Regions from separate parts of the Homo sapiens genome. Here region 2 is linked to region 1. Evidence: chromatin loops called from intact Hi-C (ENCODE). Cell type or tissue: HCT116. All regions are shown on one strand. Each heading gives the region's core, and the rest is flanking DNA. Links, peaks and the distances in the headings are about the cores only.

What was found. A loop is a pair of places that touch in the nucleus more often than their neighbours do. Peaks named below come from ENCODE experiments on the same cell type or tissue, not always from the same donor. Only the 100,000 strongest peaks of a DNase experiment are listed, where the experiment ranks them.
Region 2: it touches region 1 in a loop (4-fold over the local background); 2 of 110 quality-filtered maps call a loop at or near these places.

The regions. Positions count from the first base shown.
Region 1 is chr17:10,841,108-10,847,864 of GRCh38, reverse strand. No RefSeq gene overlaps it. Among named protein-coding and RNA genes, the nearest start is that of PIRT, 6.4 kb to the right of the region's middle. RefSeq lists a silencer at 2,459-2,753. In HCT116, for the core only: a CTCF peak has its summit at 2,514 (motif pointing right); a DNase peak (open chromatin) is centred at 2,514.
Region 2 is chr17:10,291,216-10,299,847 of GRCh38, reverse strand. LOC107985004 (a long non-coding RNA gene) reads right to left here and starts at 8,029. Exons shown (of 5, transcript XR_007065617.1): 1 at 7,935-8,029. RefSeq lists enhancers at 5,902-6,196, 6,531-7,730, 7,982-8,276. In HCT116, for the core only: a CTCF peak has its summit at 3,938 (motif pointing left); a DNase peak (open chromatin) is centred at 3,937.

The DNA of each region.
Region 1 (6,757 bases), core at 1-5,000:
GACCCTTATAATCTTACTTAACCTTAATTACCTCTTTAACAAATACAATCACGTTGGGGGTTACGACAGCTTCAACCTATGAATTTGGGGGTGGGGGCATACTTAACACATAACAAAGAGTAAGAAGAAAACACAGACATTGGTGTTTTCCCAATACAGGGTCCCTGCAACCCACTGCCTGGCCTGAGGCCCATATTGATGAATAACTCAGTTGCATCTTGGAAAAAGTACAGCAAAGAAGAACAAATTTCTTACTCCAAGTGGAGTTCCAGAAAAGAAGCAGGGAAGTGACCAGATCCTAATGAGAGGGAGCTGTTTATATCTCTAGAGACGTATCACCTCCGATGGCTGCTCAGCAATTCTTTGTGCCCTGAGGCAGTATGGAAGCAGTAGAAGGATTTCTGAGGACCAAGAATGGGTAGAAGTAGAGATGAGAGTCTCCAACCCTGGAAAGGCCATAAAGATGGGAACAAGTGGAGGCTTAGCAGTGACCTGTGTGGTAGCAGCAGCTATGGATGACTTGAAGATCAGACTTCCACCTCTATCTCCATCTGCAGCTCCCTCACTACCACTACCACTACACCATGACCACCATCACCACCACCACCACACCCACCTCTGCCAATACCATCCACATTCATCACCATCACCAAAACCAAAGCTAACACATCCAACAACAACAGTGCTATCATCATCACACTCACCAACACTATAACCACCACCACAATCGCGACTCTCCTCATCATCACCACCTTCATCACCACTGCAACCACTTCTACCTCTGTCAGCTCTACCTTCACAACCACAGCCTGCATGGCCTCCAGCCTTTAACTTTACTGCCTCCAAGACCTCCACCACTATCTCCACCATCGCCTCTATTTCCACCACCACCACCGCCTCCATCTCCACCATCACCTCCACTTCCACCACCACCATCACCATCTCCACCATCACCTTCATTTCCACCACCACCATCACCTCCACTTCCACCACCACCACCGCCTCCATCTCCACCATCACCTCCACTTCCACCACCACCGCCTCCATCTCCACCATCACCTCCACTTCCACCACCACCATCACCATCTCCACCATCACCTTCATTTCCACCACCACCATCACCTCCACTTCCACCACCACCACCGCCTCCATCTCCACCATCACCTCCGCTTCCACCACCACCATCACCATCTCCACCATCACCTCCACTTCCACCACCACCATCACCATCTCCACCATCACCTTCATTTCCACCACCACCTTCATCTCCACCATTACCTCTATTTCCACCACCACCACCTCCATCTCCACCATCACCTTCATTTCCACCACCACCATCACCTCCACTTCCACCACCACCACCATCTCCACCATCACCTCCATTTCCACCACCACCTTCATCTCCATCAACACCTCTACTTCTACCACCATCACCACCACCTCTATCACCTCCATCACTTTTCTTTGGCTCCTATATGTCCTCCAAGCCTCATCCTAACCACCAACCTTCATTTGTTTCTTTTATTTTGTTGGGTTTCTTTCTTTTTTTTTTTTTTTTTTTTGAGACACGGTTTCACTCTCATTGCTCAGGCTGGAGTGCAGTGGTGGGATCTCTGCTCACTGCACTCTTTGCCTCCTGGGTTCAAGTGATTCTCCTGCCTCAACTTGCCGAGTAGCTGGGACTACAGGTGTGTGCCACCGCACCCGGCTAATTTTTGGATTTTTTTTTGTAGAGATGGGATTTCACCATGTTGGCTAGGCTGGTCTCGAGCTCCTGATCTCAGTTGATCCACCCACCTCGACCTCCCAAAGTGCTGAGACTAACCATTACCCTTTTGAGGAAGTCTCTCCCATCACCACCCTATGCCAATCGTCCTTTGTATTTTCTCTTTTTTAGACAAGGTCTTGCTCTGTCACTCAGGCTGGGGTGCAGTGGTGCCATCTCCTCTCACTGCAGCCTCGACTTCCTGGGCTCAGAGTATTCTCCCACCTCAGACCCCCAAGTAGCTGGGACTACACATGCGCGCTACCATGCCTGGCTAATTTTGTGGGGGCGGGGGGGGCTTTGTTTGTTTATTGTAGAGAGAAGGTTTCCCTGTCTTGCCAAGCCTCTCCTTTGTATTCTCAATTGCGCAGCACAGACATGGCTGTATTGAAGAGTTTTTGCTTCTGGATTGGAATTGTTGATTCAGTTGCCTGTTTTTTCACATAAATTGTATAGTTCTCTTTATTTCCAATGCCTAACCTAAAACAGTGTCTGGTATATAAGAGACCTATATAATCAATATTTGATGGTGAGATGCATACATGACTACATGAGTCTTTTAAATTATTTAAAAACTAGTAGGTCTTAATTATTTGACATTTTGAAATTGCAATGAATATTACCGTGAGATAGTATTTATCAGCAATGTGTAAGATTCGATTTTCTAATTTCCAGTCCACCGTGAATTACCAGGCCAGACACAGATCGCGAAGGAATAATTGAAGTCGACTTCAGATAGCAGCACTGCTCCAAGTTCACCACTAGGTGGCAGGCACACCCCAAGAGGAGGCCACCTCCGCCCTCGACCACAGCCCCGCCCTTGGGCACCGCGTCCCACTCAGCCCCAGCTCCTTCCTGGGACGCCCCCCCCCCCAGGAGGGGCAGGGGCCAGCAGATAACGATTGCCCTGGGAACTTCCCCGAAGAAAGACGCTCCTTCCTCCGCCACTCCCACTCCTACTTCTTGTAAACTCCACCAGTCTCTTCATTCTTCACGTCCCCAGCTCCCCGTCCCCACCTCCCCATACACAATTGCCCTCGCTTTAGCGCTCCCGGCTCCCGGCGCAGAGCCCAGGGGGCTGCTGTCTCCCACGTCACTGCTCAATTATATGCACCGAGAAAGAGAAGGGACAGACCTTCCTGGAGGCTCCCCCGAAGGACATCTTGAGAACTGTCTGGTGTGTGAGGCTGCAGCAGACAGGAGGAAGAGAGACAGGAACAAGGAAAAACTTCAGAAGAGTCAAGAAGAGAGAGAAAAGCAAAGCCGGAGGGAGCTGGAGGTTAAGGATAACGCCTTAGACGCTGCGTAGCCTCAAGACAGCTTACGGAGCCCAGCCAGAGTCAGGGAAGTCACCTGTACTTGGGTCTCTCAAGAGAGCCAAGAGGACCAGACCAGCAGAGACTTAGGCTCACAGAATTGCGTCTCCTTGGTCATGAACCCTGATGGGAAGGGAAAGGAGGCAAAGACAAACGTAGTGGGAGGTGGAGCAGTTGGAAGATGGTGGTCCCTCCCTGGGCTGCCTAAGTTGAGTAATTGCTTTGCATAACTTTCCTGGGCCCTGGGTTTAAAAAAAAAAAAAAAAAAAAAAAAAGGCTTCTTGCCCTCCTTGGAAGGAGCCTAGAGTCTTATGGGCAAAGGGGGCCTCGTCTCCTCCACCCCAACCCTGGGGCTGGAGCCCCTCCCTCCCAGCCTGCTTCCCTCCTTACTTCCCCTGGCTTTGCATCTTGCTCTGCTCTTGGGCGCAGTTTGGGAGGGGGCTGGGACTCCCTCTGAGCACAGTTTCCAATAGTTTCCCAAAGTTGGTGGTGTTTTCTTTCAGCTTTCTGTGTGTTTGGTTAGGACAATGAGCTACCTAATGGTTATTAGACTAATAAAAAGACACCAAAACAAACAGTGGAAGACAAGGATGTCAACATAGGCACCTCTTTGTTAGGCTTGTCACCGACAGCCAGTGCTGACAGCCCACCCCGGACTCCTTCCCATGGTTAGAACCTCACTCCCCCTCTGCACTGGCATTGGCAAGAGATACCCAGGATCCTGTGGAAACTCCTGCTCAGGGCAGTCGCCTCCTCTGAAGTTACCCTGAAGGTTCCTATTTGCTCATTCCCCTGCCTTGGCGTGGGCGGGAGGGAGAGTGTAGCTGGGTTGCAAGTTCAGTTGCTCCCGAGATCTGCTACAAAGAAAGTGACTTTGTTCCAAAGCTAGCTCAGGGGAAGAAGCACAGGCTTCCTGCCTTAAGGGTACGGCTTCTCTTTTGGAAGAGAAAGCAGGGGTTTTTAGAAGGGGATTTTGCACGCGTGGTATGCAGGGGAGGAAACAAGCAGGTGGGGGTCTGCGTAACTTCCAGTGCCTTATCTATATGTGCCTTATCTACAGGGCTGCCTTACCAGAAGTGGTCAAGTTGGTGCCATCGCAGGCAGAACTAGGTTGTAAAGTGGCCTTGTCTCGAGGTGCTCTTCAGATGAGAGAGAGTTTTGTAGCAGGCATACTTTTGGTTGTAAATTGGCTTTTGTCTGTCAAGGCAAACTCCTGGTGGGAAAGGTTTCCACTCTGGAGCTTTTAAATACGCACACAGTTAGATAAGCTTACCCTATAGGCAGTGTCTGGTGAAGGGAAGGTAAAAGGTTATAACTGCATTCCTAAAGAGCTAAGTAGGAAGTGGGGCACAGGAGAAGAGGAGGAAAGAGGAAAAAAAAGAGAAAATATAATTTTAAATATTAACTTATTATCCCTTAGAAAATGAGAGTACTGGCCGGGCACGGTGGCTCACGCCTGTAATCCCAGCATTTTGGGAGGCCTGAGGCGGGTGGATCACGAGGTAGGAGATCGAGACCATCCTGGCCAACATGATGAAACCCCATCTCTGCTAAAACTACAAAAAATTAGCCGGGCATGGTGGCAGGCACCTGTAGTCCCAGCTACTCAGGAGGCTGAGGCAGGAGAATCGCTTGACCTGGGAGGCGGAGGTTGCAGTGAGCCGAGATTGCGCCACTATACTCCAGCCCGGGAGACAGAGCAAGACTCTGTCTCAAAAAAAAAAAAAAAGAAAGAAAGAAAAAAGAAAAGAAAAGAAAAGAAAAGAAAAGAAAATGGGAGCACTCAGTTAGAAGGGGATTTTGGAAATGACCATGGCATTCAGAGTCTTTTGGCTCAGTAACCAGTTCCAGCATCACAAGGGAGAAGCAAACAGAAAATGTAGCTCCTGGCCGAACGGCATGTGGGCCAAAGCCCTCTATGCATTGCCAGGTACCTTATGAATATTCATGTGACTCCTTATTCACCATTGACTGGGCACCCCTCCTGGGCCAAGGCATTGTACTAGGATCCAGGGCCACAGTGGAAATTGAGACACGGCCCTTGCAAAATGCAGGCAAGTGATAAATGGCACCGTGAGGAAGCAGGCAGCCAAATCTGGAATGAGGGAAGTTCTCTAAGACAGAAGTCCTGTGTCTTCAATAAATAAATGTTATGAATAGAAGAGGGAAAGGCTGTTAGAGGCCAAAAGAAGTGCTGGAGGCAGACCTACTAAAAGTAATCACTGGAACTTGCTGGGATCCTGCTTTGAAGAAACCTGACTCTAAAAGGGTGGTTTCGAGGCTGGGCACGGTGGCTCACAACTGTAACCCCAGCACTTCGGGAGGCCAAGGCAGGAGGATCGCTTGAAGCCGGGAGTTCGAGACCAGCCTGGGCAACAAAGTGAGACTCTCTCTACAAAAAAATTTAAAAATTAGCCAGGCGTGGTGGCGGGTGCTTGTGATACCAGCTACTCGGGAGGCTGAGATGGAAGACTCTCTTGAGCCCAGGAAATCCAGGCTGCAGTGAGCCATAATTGCACCACTGCATTCCAGCTTGGGCAACAAAGCAAGACCCTGTTTCAAAAGCAAAAAAAAAAAAAAAAACAACGTTGTTTTGAGACAATCAAGGGAATGTGAATGTGGAATGGGTATTCACTTTAAGAATGCTTCAACTTCATGTATGGTTATGATGGCACTGTGGTTATTATTTCAAAAAAGAAGGAAGGAGGTCATCTGTTAGGGAAACACAACTCTCTATTTGCAAGGCTTTACTGAAGAAGAGACGTATAGAATTAACTTTAAAATACTAAGTGAAATAAAGTATCTTGACCAATGTGGGGGTTAGGAGTGCCAACCTCTGTGCAGTAAAAACGTCATATGTAAGTTTTGACTCCCCCAAACTTAATTATTAATATCCTATCATTGACCAGAGGCCTTACTGATAAGATGAAGAGTCAATTAACATATAAATGCAACAGTATCTACTCATATATATATATATTTTTTTTTTGAGATGGAGTCTTGCTCTGTTGCCCAGGCTGGAGAGCAGTGGTGTGATCTCGGCTCACTGCAACCTCCACCTCCCGGGTTCACACCATTCTCCTGACTCAGCCTTCCAAGTAGGTGGGACTACAGGGGCCTGCCAGCACGCCTGGCTAATTTTTTTTTTTTTTTGTATTTTTAGTAGAGATGGGGTTTCACTGTGTGAGCCAGGATGGTCTCAATCTCCTGACTTCGTGATCCACCCACCTCGGCCTCCCAAGTGAGCCATGGTGCCCAGCCAGTATCTACTCATATTTTATGCATTTATGACATATCTATCTTTTTTCTTAATTTTTTCAATATTTCTAGGCTATGCAGTTTGTATGTAGGTTTCTTCAAATCGTCACAAGTCTCAAAAAAGTCAATATATTTATGGAAGAAATATCCAGGCCAGGCATGGTGGCTCATTCCTTGTAATCTCAGCACTGTGGGAAGCCCAGGCAGGAGGATCGCTTAAAGATGGAAGTTCAAGACCAGCCTGGGCAACATAGCAAGACACCATCTCTACAGAAAAATTAAAAGTTAGCCAGACATGGTGGCATGTGCCTGTGTTCCTAGTTACTCAGGAGGCTAAGGTGGGAGGATCGCTTGAGCCCAGGAACTCGAGGCTGCAGTGAGCTGGGATAGTGCCACTGCACTCCAGCCTGGAAGACAG
Region 2 (8,632 bases), core at 1,690-6,689, 550 kb after region 1:
ATATATATGCAAATTTGAATATATATATTCATATACTATTGGGAATACTATTGGGCCATAAAAAAGAAGGAAATCCTGCAATTTGTGACAACATAGGTGAACTTGGGGGACATTATGCTAAGTGAAATAAGCCAGATGCAGAAAGACAAACACTGCATGACCTCACTTCTATGTGGAATCTAAGATAGTCAAACTCATAGAGGCAAAGAGTAGAATAATGGTTGCCAGAGGCTGGGAGTAGGAGGAAGTGGGAAGATGTTTATCAAAGGGTACACATTTTCAGTTATACAAGATGAATACATTCTGGAGATCTACAGCACCAGGCCTATCTATAGTTAATAATGTATGCATGTATTAAAACATCAATTTGTGTACCTTAAATATATACAATTCCTTTTGTCAATTATACTTCAATAAAGCTGAAAACATCCAAAAGGAAGGAAGAAGAGAAGGAAGGAAAGAAAATAAAGATTCTTTCAGATAACTGTAGTACATTTTCCTCCTAGGAACTCATAATTCTTGCAATTTACTTCCTCATTTTCTCTCTGAATTTACAGATAGGGACACTGGGGCCCAGATGGATTAAGCACTGTGACTATAGTTGTCTAGGGCAGAGTGGAAATTACACCCTGGAGATCCTAGACTTGCAGGCTGCCAAGCAACTCTGCTTTTCCATCCCATCCCTTTTAAAGGCTTTGTCGTACAATTCTCTCATGCCCACCCACAGTTCCCCTTAACATCTGAGAAGGTAGTAGGTACTGTCAAACTCATTCACTCCTAGGAAGACAGATGCTTTAGAAAAGGTTGGATAGGGGCTCAGGTACCACCTTGCTCCTCCTTCCAGCTAGGGTAACTCCTCCCCACCTGCATGGAGCCTCCTCAGGGTGTTCAGGGCCAAAAGGAAAAGGGAGCAGCTGGGTCCAAAGAGATGTTAACTTTCCAAGTCCAGGACGAGACTGGACCCAGGCACCATTCTCCCTCCCCAATGGGAAAGAAAACTACTGCTAGTTTCACATCTCTCTCTCGGATCTTAAGGATCTCATCCATTCTGATTATGTTGATTTGCTTACCCTGAAGGGGCACAGTAAAATGGAATAAGGACACTTATGGGTGGATTAGGAGCCAAGTCTAAATGTGAGCCTCATCCTGACCACTTAATAGCTGTAGCTGTGTGGCCTTGGGTTGATCACATATATTCTCTGAACCTGAGTTTCCTCATTGGTCAAACTGACCTGTGTGGACAGAAGCACAGGCTTTAGGTTCTGGCAAACCTAGATGGAATCCCAGTGCTGTCACATACCAACTGTGTGGTCATGGGCAAGTTATTCTCATTGCTTAGTCTCAATTTCCTTATTCTGTAAGGTGTAGATAACAATAAAAATCATAGCTTTGCCAGGAGGGATGAGGCGGTTGGGGTGACAGCAAGAGGCACAGGGTTTCTTTTGGGAAAACGGATGTTCTAAAATTGATTGTGGTGGTGGCAGCATAACTGTGAATATATTAAAAGCCATTCAATTTTAGACTTTAAACAGATAAATTGTATGGTGTATGATTACATCTTAATAAAACTGTTTTAAAAATTCATAGCTTCTATTACCTGATAGTGAGTACTGGCTTACTATGTACCAGGCACTGAGATAAGTACACTATTCTTTAACATCTTAGATTATTCCTTCTCTCTGGCCTTCTAGATTCTCCTTTTCATCTCATCACCAGCCCACCCCAAATGCCTTTGACACAGTGGGGTTGGAAATTGAGGAGGATTGGCAGCAGCGGTGGCAGCAGAAAATGATTCTGAGGTCACCTTCCTCTAACTTCACCACTACCATTATTATGACTGTCATCATCACCATCATCATCATCATCATCACCGTCATCATTATCACCATCATCACCTTCATCACTATTAAAATCACCACCATCACTATCACCACTATCACCATCATCATCATCACCATCACCATCTTCTCAAGATCACCATCATCACCATCATCATCATCACCGCCACCTTCTCAAGATCACCATCATCACCATCATCATCACCACCACCACCTTCTCAAGATCACCATCACCATCATCATCATCACCACCACCATCACCATCATCATCACCACCACCTTCTCAAGATCACCACCATCACCATCATCACCACCACCACCACCTTCTCAAGATCACCATCACCATCATCACCACCACCATCACCATCATCACCACCACCACCACCTTCTCAAGATCACCATCACCATCATCATCATCACCACCACTATCACCATCATCACCATCACCATCATCATTGCTGAAAGTGTCCACTGAAATGATCTTTTCAATTGCCTCAATCTTCACAGTCAAAAAAATCCAAAGTCAGGAGGGAGAATAATATTATTTCGAACACACAGAACAACATTGTATGATGCTAAGTTGTCACAGGCCCATTTTTCTCTTTTCCATTCCATCCTCCCAACAAGCCTATTAGAAGACCAAGCAAGTGTAATACCCTCATTTTCTGGAGATGATGCAGACAAGTTATGACTTGCCCAGTGTTTGAGGAGGAGATAAGATTGCAGCTCTTCAGTCTCACTTTGGTGGCTTTTCCCTCTGCAAGGACAGGTGGTCAGGATCCTGAGTCCTAACCTGTCAGGGTCTCAATTCTGCTACCACTCACTAGCTTTGAGACCCTGGGCAAGTTACTTCATGACTTTAAGGCTCTGTTTCCCCAGATGTGAAATAGAGTGTAACAGTTTACTTTACAGGGTTGTTTTGAGAAGCAAATAAGAATACGCAAGAAGCACAGGTGGTATAGAGTGGGTCACACCGTACGCACTCTGATAACCTGTTATCGTGATGCGGAGGGTTGAGACCTGGCCCCAGGAGGTAGGTGGAGTACAAGACAGGGATTCAGTTGGACAACAGTCTGGGGTTTTGGCTGTGTCTCTAAGGGGTTTTCTCTGGTTTGAGAAGTTAACATATGGAGTTGGGGGTCATTTTTTAAATCCTGTGGATTCACTTCTCCCTGACACGCCAACAAAACCAAATCTGAATTCCATCTCCTCAAGAACTCCCAGTTCAGTGGGGGCTCTCTAGGATTAAGATACCCCCAAGAAGCTATGCACTTACCTGGCTCCCATATCCCAGCTCCTGACCCCCAGATCTCTGAGTCAGAAGAGAAAGAACCTTCCTATATCCTTCACAGTACATAACAGAGTCTTACACTTCATCAGAACTCTGATTATTGAAGGAATGAATTAATGAATGAATAAGAGAGACACCAGGTACACCCTGATGGTAAGTAACTAAAGATACATATCTTTTTTCTTTTCTGGGGACTAGAAGAAAGAGAAGAGAGTGAAGCTGAGGTTTGTGTGCTGAGTTTTCTTTCCCAGCTTGTATATGTCAAATTTCATCTGGCAGCCGGAAACCAGTCTTAAGCCCTCAGGCTGAGCTGGGTACCTCTGGACCCTCCTACTCTCTTGCAAAATGGAAAAGGAGGTAGAGGGGACCTTGCCTTGGGTCTTCCACACCATAAGATAGGGAGTGCACAGAACAAGAACAAAAGCAAGAAAGCTTGGGTTCCTATCCTGGCACATCAATACTTTCCAGAGGGCCTCGGGCAAGTCAAGAAATGTCCCTGAGCCTCAACATGGGGCTAAAAGTCCTGGCATTACCTACCTACAGGATGCAGTTGTTAAAAGGTTCCTATGCGATGCACAAAAATGTTTCCTCAACTATGCAGCATTGCCCAAATTGAAGATGGCATTGTTGCTTCTGTTTTACTAACAATAATGAAAATAATAATGCTGTTGTTGTTGTTGTTGTTATTCAGGAGTAAAACCGAGCCTCCAAACCTGAACTTTCAGCTCTAGGGAGTTGGAGAGCAGTACCTACCCTGGCCTAACGCCCCCTTCAAAACAGAGCTTTGCTGCCACCTCCTGGCTGTGGAAAGGCATGCTTTTCATTACACAAATGACCTAGAGATGATGAAACTCATAAAATCTTGGATTCGCTCTTCAGAGTCAGAGGTGTCACTGGGAATCATGTTCATCTGGAACAGCCCACTGATTTTGCAAATGACAAAAATCCAGACTAGTGACATGATCTGGTAACCCCTCAAGATATAGCATCAGAATCAGATATCCCAGGTCTTTTGGCTCCCAGACCAGGGCTTCCTCAACTGAGTATCCACAGAAAAGGACCTTGCAGAATCTTGAGATAGGGGGCTAAGACTCACTGGACAGACAAAGAGTGGTCCCTAGTGATGGCCTTGGCAGTAAAGAGTACGACATGGCCAAGGGTCTCTCCCCAAACCTCATGCTCCTCATGCCAGGCTGGAAGAGAAGTGTTGGTCCCAGGGGAGAAGCAGTATATCTACACAAATAGCCTCCTGCCCTTCGCAGGAACAGGTGACCAGACCCTAAATGTTTCTGGGATGAAGGTGGCCCATAGCAATTCCAAAAGCAAGGTTCCCTGGCCCTTTTTCTAGCCCAACACAAAGGACAGGATGTGCACTCCATGGCAGGATACTCAAGGTGCCATTTGACCCGTGAGACCCTTTCCACCTTTCTCCAACGTGCTCAATGCCCCAAGAGGTTGACATCAATGGGATCCCTTGCCCTGGCCTTTGGGTGGGCCTAGCCAATGGGGAGCTGGGCTAGAAGAGCAGAGGGAAGGAGGAGATTGAGAGCAGTATTTATTCCGCATGTCTCTCCCTGTAGTCCAAAATCCCATTCCATGTCAGGTATCCCAGTCCCCCAACCCTTCTGTCTCCAGGTTCTGGTAACCGAGTCCCTCTTACCCCCAGCTTGTACCTCCTTGCAGGCCTAGGGAAGATAATGGAGCCCTGTTAATAGACCTGGAATTCTACTGTATCTCTGTGGTTTTTCTATACCTGCCCACACCTTTGTAGAGAGTCTGTTCCTCAAACACTCCTCATATTATGCTAATTTGGATGTTGACATGGTTTGGATTTGTGTCCCCGCCCAAATCTCATGTCAAATTGTAATCCCCAATGTTGGAGGAGGGACCTGATGGGAGGTGATTGGATTATGGGGGTGGATTTTCCCCCCTTGCTGTTCTTGTGATAGTGAGTTCTCATGAGATCTGGTTGTTTAAAAATGGGTAGCACCTCCCACTTCTCTCTTTTCCTCCTGCTTCAGCCATGTAAGACATTGCCTGCTTCCCCTTGCCTTCTGCCATGATTGTAAGTTTCCTGAGGCTTCCCCAGAACCTGTACAGCCTGCAGAAACATGAACCAACTAAACCTCTTTATAAATTACCTTGTCTCAGGTAGCTCTTTGTAACAGTGGGGGAACAGACTAATACAGATGTGCTATCTGTTTTCTGCAGGTTCAAATTGCCTGATACAGGACTCCTGCCCTACACATCTATTTTACTGCTTTATGGCCCCTTCTACAGAGCAGGACCAGCTGACCATGCAAAGTAAGAGTGCTATCTCACAGCTATTTGTGAATATCTTCAGGTCATAAATTCCATTCAGTAGACAGTAATGTATTCAGTTTCACTGCACACTTCAACTTGGTACTGACCTTTACCAAAATCAAGCTTTCAAGATTACTTTCAGGTCTGTTTTTTAATTCAAGCCAGAGCTTACACTCCTAACTCTTGAAGAAGCAATCATTTCTACCAGGGCACTAGATGAGATCAGTGGTGGCCTAGAACTAGCTCATTCCAGCTCGGAAGAGCCAATTATAAAATTTTCAGGAATTTTGTGAGCCAGTTGTTAAACAGAGATGCTATCAAAATTAAATTATGTAACTTACAATTAAATAAATTATATTAATAAGAAAGGTACTAAATAGTCAAAACTTACAACTTCTTAATTATTTACTACAATGTATCTATAATCTCTTGCAGTTACCTACAACTATTAAATCTGTGTGGTGAAAATACTATCTAATCATGTGCTCTTTGTACCTCTTTCCATCTCTGCATTCAGTGTTGTTATGTTGTTAGCTTGGGATTAGCCATGGCTGGAATATTTGCACCACAGAAATTGGCAAACACTACAGAACAGGTTTTTTTCCTTTCTTTGTTAAACATTTACCAGCACATTACTGAGTGGACCCAGTGAAATCCTAGTAAAAACACAACTGCAGCTCTGTATATAAAAAACTTGGAGGCCGGGCGCAGTGGCTCACACCTGTAATCCCAGCACTTTGGGAGGCCGAGGCAGGTGGATCACCTGAGGTCAGGAGTTCGAGACCAGCCTGGCCAACATGGTGAAACCACATCTCTACTAAAAATACAAAAGTTAGCCGGGTGTGGAGGCACACGCCTGTAGTCCCAGCTACTCAGGAGCCTAAGGCAGGAGAATCACTTGAACCTGGGAGGCGGAGATTGCAGTGAGTAGAGATTGCGCCATTGCACTCCAGCCTGGATGACAGAGTAAGACTCTGTTTCTAAATAAATAAATAAATAAAATTTTAAAAGATATTGGAATATGTAGGGCCACCCACTCTTCCTAACCACCACAAGTCCAACTAGGTAAGCTTATACAAGGTAGCAAATTGAGAAATCTTCTCAGGACTAGGGATTTACATACTGCACAGTGCAGGGAAGGGAGGGAAGGCAGAAAGACAAGCACAAACTCTGCTGACCAAGTCTCAACTTCACTGCTATACTCTATGATAAGAATTCCTTCAGCTGTAACAGAAAGTCAGCTACAAGTCTTTCCGGGGGAAAAAAAAGGAAAATGTATTGGTTCACCTAAATGAAAATTCCAAGGGTAGTCAATTTTCAGGCTGACTGGATCCATGGATTCATGGTGAGATCTGGGTTTTAAAATGATTTCTTAATTCTTTCTCTCTTTCCTTCTCTCAGTTCTGCTTTCCTCTAAATTAACTTTATTCCCAAGAAGGTGACCCCTTTAGGATGACAAAATGGCCAGGCCTCTAACCTATATCTTAAAATCTTAGGAGCCTAAAGATAGTTCCAGCAAAACCCTAGGGCTGATTCTCATTGGCTCTAATTGCCTAGCATGGTCATGTGCACCTGGTCAGAAGTTGGTAGGAGGATGTGGTACTTTCATGAATCATATCTGATTCATGAGCCCACCTCTGAAGCTTTGGGTGGAACCAGCCCCACCCAGACTGCATGAACTGAGAGTCAACAGGGGTGTTTCTTATCCCTCCCACTACTAGGTCAAGTTCCTATTCCCAGAAGAAACAGTGTGGAAAGAGACAAGGAATTCCATGATGAGGGCTCACTAGACTGCACTGAGTCTATTTCTCACTTTTAAATTTCAGCTGGTCATGCCTTCCCATTGGATTACTGTGTAGACAAAACCACACGATGGCTGCAAACGCCCTCCACCCCCGCCCAAAATAAGCTATCTAAGAATGCCAGTAGGCACTTCCCCCTTTTCTGTACTTATCCTCACTTGTCTTTTTCCCACGAAAGAGACAGCGCTGCTAAGATTCTAAGATGCAGGCCATATCTCTTTCTTCCCTTGCTGTTGAACCAGCTGGCACTCAGACCCAGCAGACACCTCTCGTCCTTCAACTCCTGCTAAGAGTCCAACTTCTCTTAATGAATATCATTCCCCACCCCCACCCCCATGACCCAAATTCCATGAGAGGCCTCTCACTGCTGACAGGAGGAGAAGGAGACCATTGCTCAGAGCCACTGCCCCCAGCCAGGAGTTTCTCGTCCCATGACTCAGGAAGCAGAGATCCGAGTGGCGCCAGACAAAACATCTGGACTTTAAAAATCTGGACATGGCTGGGATCCGGACCCAGGGCCGCCCACAGCAGGTTGGCGGCTCCTGCTGAAGCTAGCAGACAACTCATACTTTCAACCAGGAGCTGACAGAGGACCTATGATGTGCCAGGAGCTGTGTATTAAGTCTGTTTGCATGCTGCTGATAAAGACATACCCGAGAGTGGGCAATTTACAAAAGAAAGGGGCTTAATTGGACTTACAGTTCCACGTGGCTGAGGAAGCCTCACAATCATGGTGGAAGGCAAGGAGGAGCAAGTCCCATCTTACATGGACGGCAGCAGGCGAAGAGAGAAAGAAGACGCAAAAGCGGAAACCCCTGATAAAAGCGTCAGATCTCGTGAGACTTATTCACCACCACGAGAACAGTATGGGGGAAACCTGCCCCCGTGATCCAATTCTCTCCCACCGGGTCCCTCCCACAACACGTGGGAATTATGGGAGTACAATTCAAGATGAAATTTGGGTGAGGACACAGAGCCAAACTATATCAAGCTGTTCCAATCACAGAGAGCACCATAGTGAAATAAATAACAAGAATTTGAAGTGCCTTCCTCTGAAAGATATCCCAAATTCATCTCGTCCATCAACTGCCCCCCTCGACTGGTTCGATTCTGATCTGCCTCACTTGCTCTCTCCCTTCCCTAGGAAATGCTTCCTTTCTGAGCCCTTTGCTGATTGTAATCATTCTCTTCTCAGATTATCTTGGCATTGTCATTATCATCTTAATATCTTCTAGTAGACAAGGCAATCCTTACATGGCTACCAGAAAGGATAAAGGTTAACAACAACTTTGTTATAATAAAAAAAAACTGCAAATAACCTAAAATGCTTAGAAACAGATGACTGCCTGAATATACTAGTAATAATTATAATTAGAGCAGCTAAAGTTAATTGGGTG